Regions from separate parts of the Homo sapiens genome. Here regions 2 and 3 are each linked to region 1. A link is a contact called in ENCODE Hi-C or POLR2A ChIA-PET data. All regions are on one chromosome and are shown on one strand. The core of a region is the stretch at or near the end of the contact, and the rest is flanking DNA. Distances in the headings are between cores, read along the strand shown. Region 1 holds the start of TDRKH (tudor and KH domain containing). Region 2 holds the start of VPS72 (vacuolar protein sorting 72 homolog). Region 3 holds the start of PSMD4 (proteasome 26S subunit ubiquitin receptor, non-ATPase 4).

Region 1 (2,554 bases), core at 26-2,525:
CTTCAAACATTACAAATGAATTTGTGCTAATTGAGTTATCAGCTGATGTCTCAAAAAATGAGACTCTACTTGATCTGTCACTATGGTTTTGTTCACAATTTTCATATCCTTTCAGCTATAAGTTTCTCTTAAAGAGAAATGGAAAATAATATAATGTAAACGGGGATAACTGCATAGTACTGACTGCTAGCTTGTGTTTGATTTTATTACTTAAAAATTGAATGGGAAGGAGGAAAATACTAGAACTTAAGACCACAGTTTCTAGGGGAAGCTAAGAAGAGAAGATGAGGATCATTGTTCAGTGAGGAATGTGGTTAGATAATGGTTTTCAGTGAAAGCTAACTTTGAAATTTCCTGACATTTGTATTGAACAATTGCCAAAAACTATCTGATATGCATCGCTAAGGCTTACTTTATCATTTAAAATGACAGGAGTCAAATAGGATGTGATGAGAAGTCAAATCACATTGTTAGCTCCATGAAAGCATAGATAACTCATTCCAGTATCTCCTAATAACCAGAACCTACAAAGAACCTACAACATGGTGACATGCTTGAATCGAAGCAGCTCAATGTTCTCATCCTTGGTACGTTTATTTTAAATTCACGAGAAAAAAAAAAGTGTCAACCCCTTTCTCTCAAAACAAGGAAAGGGTCTAAAAGTCAGTCTTTGAAATAGGGGTCTCCAGCCAACCCCCACGATGATACCTGGATTAAGGAATGAGGGATACTGGAAAAACAAAAACCCCAATGTATTATTCTGACGACTGTAAACAGCCATCCTATTAGCGATAACTAAAGAAAAAGCTGGGGAAAGTTAAAGGCAAAGTGATATACGGATGGCAGCTCTCAGTCTCAAAAAGGCCCAGTGGAAGAGTCTGAACTGACTCAGGGCAAACACAAACGCTCCCGCACCGGGTCCGTTGTGGCGTAAGCGGGTGACTGGAGCATCTTCCTCAGATACAGTTACGAGTTCCCAGTGGGTCAAGTTGCCCCCGAGCGGCGTCTCACAGCCCAGGGCTCTGACTCCCCCGCTGCGCCCCACATCCTTCCCTCGCCCCGGGGCACGCCAGACCCCTCCCTTCCCTCGCTCCCGCATTTCCGTCTCCTAGTGGCCAGGGCTGCCCATGACCCTGTCTTTCCCACTCCCCAAACCTTCGGTCTCCATCCTCGCCTTTACCGCTGCTCCAGTCAGCCGTCGAGTGCGCCGCCTCGCGCCTCACCCCAGCTGCAGCCACCAGCGCCGCCGCCTCCCACTCACACCACCACAGTGAGCCCCGCCGGCGGCGCTTCAGCCGCCACTTCCCCGCCCCCGCAGCCCGACAGCACCAATCAACACCCTGCTCGCAGTCCGACCAATCGCCTTCTCCCGTCACAACCAATCCTTCCGCGGGCTGCCCCTGAGCGACGTGGCTGCTGCTAGCCGCTGCCCAATTACCCGGATGGAATCCAAAGCAGGCCCACCCTGTCAGCCAATAAGATCCAGGAAAAGCAGATGTTGTTAACTGAGACCGCACCTGCTGAGAATTAAACAGCCAATTACAAGCTTCCCGGCGTCCTCGCAGACCACCTCTAGGCCAATTACCGAGGAGTTTTCTATCTTCTAACCCTTGGAGGAAAATCTGCGCTCCAGCAGCTGGGACCGAGGCATGAGAGCGTTGAATCATGAGTGGCACCGTTCGCAAAAATTGGTGTCTTTGTACAAAGACAGTGCCACAACACAACTCAGTGACCATCGGGAGAGCAGCCTCATGATGGGCGATGCTCCATCAGTTTTCTCTTGCGATCTTTTGCATAGATCGGTCCCGCCCCGCATATGGCGATGAGGACTCAAGAGACACGGAAAACGTTTTCTTTCTGGAAAACATGAAATAGGCTTTGTAGATGGACAGGAAGTCAAGGGACAAGCGGTGCGCCGCAGAGAGCGAGGACCCACTCTTCTATTCCTTTGCGGAGGCACGGACACACGGTGTGGCCCGAAACAGCGGCAGGAGAGTGAGACCCGGGCTCCGACCGCGGTGGTAAGGGGGCGGCGGGCCATAGGGGCGCCAGGGGCCCACCCTTCCCTGGGGATTCGAGGAAACGGGTCGAGGCGACAGCGTGAAGGCCTACGCCGGGGGAGGGGGTGGTGGCGGGGGGCGTTTCTGTGGGGGCGAGGAAGGGAGCGGGTCTCCGCAGGCGGAAGTTTGCTTTGGAAGATTTTATTCCAGACGCTGTCCTGGTCCCTGGACGGTTAGGAACGGTTGGGTCCTGCTACTGCCTCCGTGGGGCAGGGAGCCTCGCGAGACCAGCACTGCGCCCTACTCGGTCCACCCTGTCCCCGCTCCGCGCTAGGGGCTCACCCTGGGAACAGGGGTCGGGCGATCCTGGTCATTGGGGGATCTTCCGCACTAGCTTCCATCACAATACCTGGCAGGTGATGAGCAATAAATATTTGCTGAAAGAACGCAAGGTTGTATCTTTTGTCAATTAGGCAGATGCCTTTGGGCCTCAGGTTTTGCTTTCTATTAATATAAAAATGTGTATGCGTTTTGAATAAGTAATACATTTACAT
Region 2 (2,554 bases), core at 15-2,514, 600 kb before region 1:
CGATTCTCTGCCTCAGCCTCCTGAGTAGCTGGGACTATAGGCGCACACCACCACGCTTGGCTAATTTTTGTATTTTAATAGAGACAGGGGGTTTTACCATGTTGGCCAGGATGGTCTCGATTTCCTGACCTTGTGATCCACCCGCCTCGGCCTTCCAAAGTGCTGGGATTACAGGCGTGAGCCACTGTGCCCGGCCAAAGCCACTGTGCTCGGCCTATCACACAGTATTTTAACTGTTAACCCAGGCAGTTACCCCACTGGGGCATGGAGTATGTAAGGACAGAGCACTGTTTTTAATATTCTGTTTCCCTAGAGCCTAAAACAACCTATTACCGATGGCATGCTCTGGGTACTCAACACATTTAATAAACGGGTAGATTCAACTAATAAAAATTTAGCAAGTGGCAGCCCAGTCCGGACACCTCACACATAATGTTGAACAAAACAGACCATCTCTAACTTTATACAGTTTACAATGCAATAGAAAAGCATAAGCAAGTAAGCAAACCAAATCTAATTGCAAATTGAAATATGTTCTGTGGAAGAAATAAATGGGGACACTTGTTAGGATAGTCAAGGAAGGGTTATCTTCCTGAGAAAACATTTACACTGAGACCTGAAAGCTGAAAAAGAAGTGGGCTAAGCTCCTCTACTTTTGGAGCGGTTCCTTTCCATGTCTCAGGTGAATAATCCAGCAGTGGGCCAACGAGTATACATCGAGCAACTGTCTACTACTATGTGTGTGCCTCGTGTATGCTGGACGTCAGAAGTACAGTGAAAGATGCAACCACGCAAGTATACGGTAGGTTTCTGCCGTTCTCTGTTCTCTGGAGTGCCTCCGGAGAGCTTCTCCGTCTCAGGCCCCTTTGACCCCATCCAGAGCTCTCCCTTCTAGGACTCCACACTATCCGTTCCCCCGCCTCGCCCCCCGGCTCCGATTCACCCACCCAACTCGAGTATCAGCTCCCAGAGCTCCTCTCTATTCCCCGCCCTCTTCTTCTTTGTCCGGGGTTTCTCCCTTCAGGGCTCCTCTTTGCCTCCTCCCCTCCCTTTTCCCAGGCCCGGATCTTGCCTCTGTGAAACCCCCATAAGTCGTCTGGTAGAACTCATCTTCCTCCTCTGCCTCCAAAAGCCCAGAAAGCCGGTTCCCAGCGGTCTTCCGGGGTGCCCGGCCCCCAGCCAAACTCATACCGCCTACCGAGACTGCGCCGCCACCTGCAGCCCCTCACCAGCTCGGTTTTGGGAGCTCGACGCTCGACATCACTACCTGCGGGTGGCCACCAGCGGCGGAAGTCGGGCGTTTACAGGCAGAAGTAACAGAGTGTCGAGAGACTCCCAGTCCCACCCTCTAAACCCTCTTTACTCTTCAGCCTCTCCTACTCCTGCGCGGATGCTCTAGGCCGCTTGCTCTAGTACCCAGCGATCTCCCTTGCTCAATGAGTCCACTTGGTGGTACGAAGACCCCCATAACCCTAAGTCAACACATTTTATTTTATTTATTTTTATTTTATATATATATATGGTTTTTTTTTTCCGTAGGGACGGAGTCTCGCCTCGCTCTGTCGCCAGACTGGAGTGCAGTGGCACGATCTCGGCTCACTGCAACCTCCGTCCCCCGGGCTGAAGCGATTCTCCTGCCTCAGTCCCCCGAGTAGCTGGGATTACAGGCGCCCGCCACCATGCCCAACTAATTTTTGTATTTTTAGTAGAGACAGCTTTCACCGTGTTGGCCAGGCTGGTCTCGAACTCCTGACCTCAGGTGATCCGCCCGCTTCGGCCTCCCAAAGTGCTGGGATTACAGGCATAAGCCTGCGCCCCCAGCTCACATTTTCTTTTAGAAGAGGTCATTCTCTCCGCTCCAGTCCATTTTCTACACTGCTGCTAGTAGGAAACTTTCTAAAAACCCACGTTTTGCCACTCCTGTCCTCAAACATTTTTAATGGCTCCACATCATCTACAAGATAAAGTCAAAAATCCTTGAGGAAGGAAGCATAGTATTGTGGTTAAAAACACAGCCATAGACATTTATCCAAAGGAAAGGACATAATTCAACCTGAGGAAGCCAATTTAGGAGGAAAAAAAAAAAGGAAATCAGTATATCCAAGAGACGTCTGCACTCCATATTTATGCACCCCCATATTTATTGCAGCACTACTTAGAGTAGCCAAAATAGGAAATCAATCTCTGTGTCCAACAACAGATGAATAAAGGAAATAGGGTGTATATACACAATGGAATACTTTTCAGCCATTAAAAAGAAGAAAATCCTGTCATTTGCAGCAACATGGATGGAACTGGAGGACATGTTAACTGACTTAAGCCACGAACAGAAAGTTAAAACACTGCATGTTCTCACTCATATGTGACGCTTTTAAAAAGTTGATTTCATAGAAGTGAAAGAACAGAGGATACTGGAGGCTGGGAAGAGCAGGGGGAAGGAAGGGACAGGGAAAGATTTGTTAAAAGACACAAAATTGTGGCTCACACCTGTAATCCCAGCACTTTGGGAGGCCGAAGGGGGTGGATCATGAGGTCAGGAGTTCACGACCAGCCT
Region 3 (2,554 bases), core at 39-2,538, 540 kb before region 1:
TGGTCTCAGACTCCTAGCCTGAGTTGATCCTCCTGCCTGGGCCTCCCAAAACGCTGGGATTATAAAACCTAAGCCATTGCATCAGGCCTTGAATGTAATTTTTGATTAACCAAAACGGTTTAGTGGTTTGTTCTTTGGCAGATTAGTTAATATAATTGAGTTGTCAAATCTTTTCCGGGCTCTGTACTGGGCTTAGGGAATTGTAAAGATTAAGACACGTTGCCGGCCAGGTGTGGTGGCTCACGCCTGTAATCCCAGCACTTTGGGAAGCTGAGGTGGGTGGATCATCTGAGGTCAGGAAATCGAGACCAGCCTGGCCAACATGGTGAAACCTCGTCTCTACTAAAAATACAAAATTAGCCGGGCATGGTGGAATGCCCCTGTAGTCCCAGCTACCTGGGAGGCTGAGGCAGGAGAATCCCTGGAACCCAGGAGGTGGAGGTTGCAGTGAGCCGAGATCGAGCCACTGCACTCTAGCCTGGGTGAAAGAGCGAGACTCCTCCGTCTCAAAAAAAAAAAAAAAAAAAAAAAAAAAAAAAAAAAAAAAGGCACGTTGCCCACCCTTAGTTAAACGAGGGAGGAGATAAATATACAAATAAATTCAATTGAAGGGTATAAGGGCTTGTTGAATTAAAATTCTACAGGGAACTGAGGGCTGTAGAAAGTCATTAGCGATCCCGACACTTTTTTTTTTCTTTTTTTGAGACGGAGTCTCACTCTGTCCCCCAGGCTGGAGTGCAGTGGCGCGATCTCGGCTCACTGCAATCTCTGCCTCCCGGGTTCAAGTAATTCTCCTGCCTCAGCCTCCCGAGTAGCGGGGATTACAGGCGTGCGCCACCATGCCCGGCTAATTTTTTGTATTTTTAGTAGAGACAGGGTTTCACCATGCTGGCCAGGCTGGTCTCGAACTCCTGACCTCGTGATCCGCCCGCCTTGGCCTCCCAAAGTGCTGGGCTAACAGGCGTGAGCCACCGCGCTCGGCCGATCCCGACACTTTTTTAAAATGCCGAAGCCGGAATCGACACAGCACTTTCAAAGGTTCCTCCATAGCTCCCCTGAGATCCGGCCAGCGGGAAACCCCAACTGAGAACTGCAATGGCAGGGAAAGTGGAGGCTAGATCCTGTTTTTTGTGTTACCGCGATTCCCTTCAACTACCCTCAAGACGCCTACAAATTTGTTTGGCGGCACCTACAACTCCCAGAACGCAACGTGGGGGACGGAGGCGGAAGCAGCTGGCCAAGCCGAGGTCTGTGATTGGTGAAGAGCGACGGGCCAATTGGAGGAGTTGTTGTTAGGCCGTCCCGGAGACCCGGTCGGGAGGGAGGAAGGTGGCAAGATGGTGTTGGAAAGCACTATGGTGTGGTGAGGAGCTACTTCGGGGCAGGAGGGGCAGAGCTGGGTTCCGGGCGCGTGTAGCGCCAAGGCAGGGAGGGCCTGGGGTGGGGGCCAGGGGCTCATGGGCGAGAGGCGGCCCTGGCCCCGGAGGTAAGGAGCCCGCTGGACTCCCTGAGTCATCCCGGGGCCCTGGAGTGGCGGATAGTCCCGGGTTACCACTGTTACCCCCAGGGGGACGGTCATTGACTGGTCATTCCTGCTTCCTTTCTCTGTTCTAGCGCCGTCTTCTCTAGAGCAGCCCGGGTCTGTCTTTAGCTACAGTTCTGCTTTTCGGACTCATCGTAATAGTTTTCTGCCCTCCTTTCTTTGCAAAATAACGTCTATTAGGAAAATAGATTATTAATCCCTTCCTCTCCCCATTCCCTCGTCTCTAACTTCATTACCTTTCCCTGTATCATCTTCAAAGGTACCATTTACAGATTGCTTTTTATGTATCAGTCATTTTGTTTATCTCACTTATACCTCACAACCACACCTTAAGGTAAATTATCTCTCCATTTTACGGTTCAGGATACCGAGTCTCAGCGATTTTAAGTGATTTGTCCAAAATCATACAGCTAGTTAAGTGGTGGAGTCAAGATTTAAACCCACGGCTGTCTGACACAAAGGCTTTATCCGGTGAGGTAGCTCTCTTTGTCAGTTTCAGGCTTGGGCTGAGTACCTATTACGAGTCACATTAGAAGAGGAGGACATAAATTTTTGCAGGGTTTCAAGAGTTCCTTCTAAGTGTAATCACTGAATGTAATACAGAATAGTTGACGAACACAAATCACCGATTGGGTGAAACAGGCACCTATGAGATTTCTTCTTTTTATTTTCTCGGGGGAGCATAGCATTGCCAGATAACATACAGGATGCCCAGTGAAATTTGAGTTTCAGATAAACGATGAATAATTTTTTTTTGAGACGGTCTCGCTCTGTCTCCCGGACTGGAGTGCAGTGGCCCAGTCTGGCTCACTGCAGCCTCCGCCTCCCTGGTTCAAGTGATTCCCAGTGATTGAACTAATTTACACTTGCACCAACGATAGAACAGTGTTCTCTTTTCTCGCAACCTTGCCAGCATCTGTTATTTTTTTAGTTTTTAGTAATAGCCATTCTGACTGGTGTTAGGTGGTATCTCGTTGTGGTTTTGATTTATTTGCATTTCTCTAATGATCA

What was found. A loop is a pair of places that touch in the nucleus more often than their neighbours do. ChIA-PET counts read pairs that join two places held with the same protein, here RNA polymerase II (POLR2A). Pooled maps may share reads with other maps.
Region 2: a map with no recorded cell type shows a loop between it and region 1 (18-fold over the local background). The contact joins the promoter of VPS72 here to the promoter of TDRKH in region 1. A Hi-C loop is called at or near these places in 1 of 37 single-sample maps with no recorded cell type and 8 of 50 pooled maps. POLR2A ChIA-PET finds 5 or more read pairs at or near these places in 2 of 52 experiments (CD4-positive, alpha-beta T cell and GM12878).
Region 3: a pooled map shows a loop between it and region 1 (16-fold over the local background). The contact joins the promoter of PSMD4 here to the promoter of TDRKH in region 1. A Hi-C loop is called at or near these places in 8 of 50 pooled maps.

Annotation. Positions count from the first base shown.
Region 1 is chr1:151,789,225-151,791,778 of GRCh38, forward strand. It overlaps TDRKH (tudor and KH domain containing), which reads right to left and starts at 1,276. Exons shown (of 13, transcript NM_001083965.2): 1 at 1,156-1,276. TDRKH-AS1 (TDRKH antisense RNA 1) reads left to right here and starts at 1,525. Exons shown (of 2, transcript NR_146292.1): 1 at 1,525-2,021. RefSeq lists a silencer at 961-1,220.
Region 2 is chr1:151,188,933-151,191,486 of GRCh38, forward strand. VPS72 (vacuolar protein sorting 72 homolog) reads right to left here and starts at 1,265. Exons shown (of 6, transcript NM_005997.3): 1 at 1,073-1,265. The coding sequence starts at 1,189. RefSeq lists enhancers at 1,240-1,309, 1,350-1,409.
Region 3 is chr1:151,253,446-151,255,999 of GRCh38, forward strand. It overlaps PSMD4 (proteasome 26S subunit ubiquitin receptor, non-ATPase 4), which reads left to right and starts at 1,289. Exons shown (of 10, transcript NM_002810.4): 1 at 1,289-1,363. The coding sequence starts at 1,338. RefSeq lists an enhancer at 1,181-1,370 and a silencer at 1,411-1,550.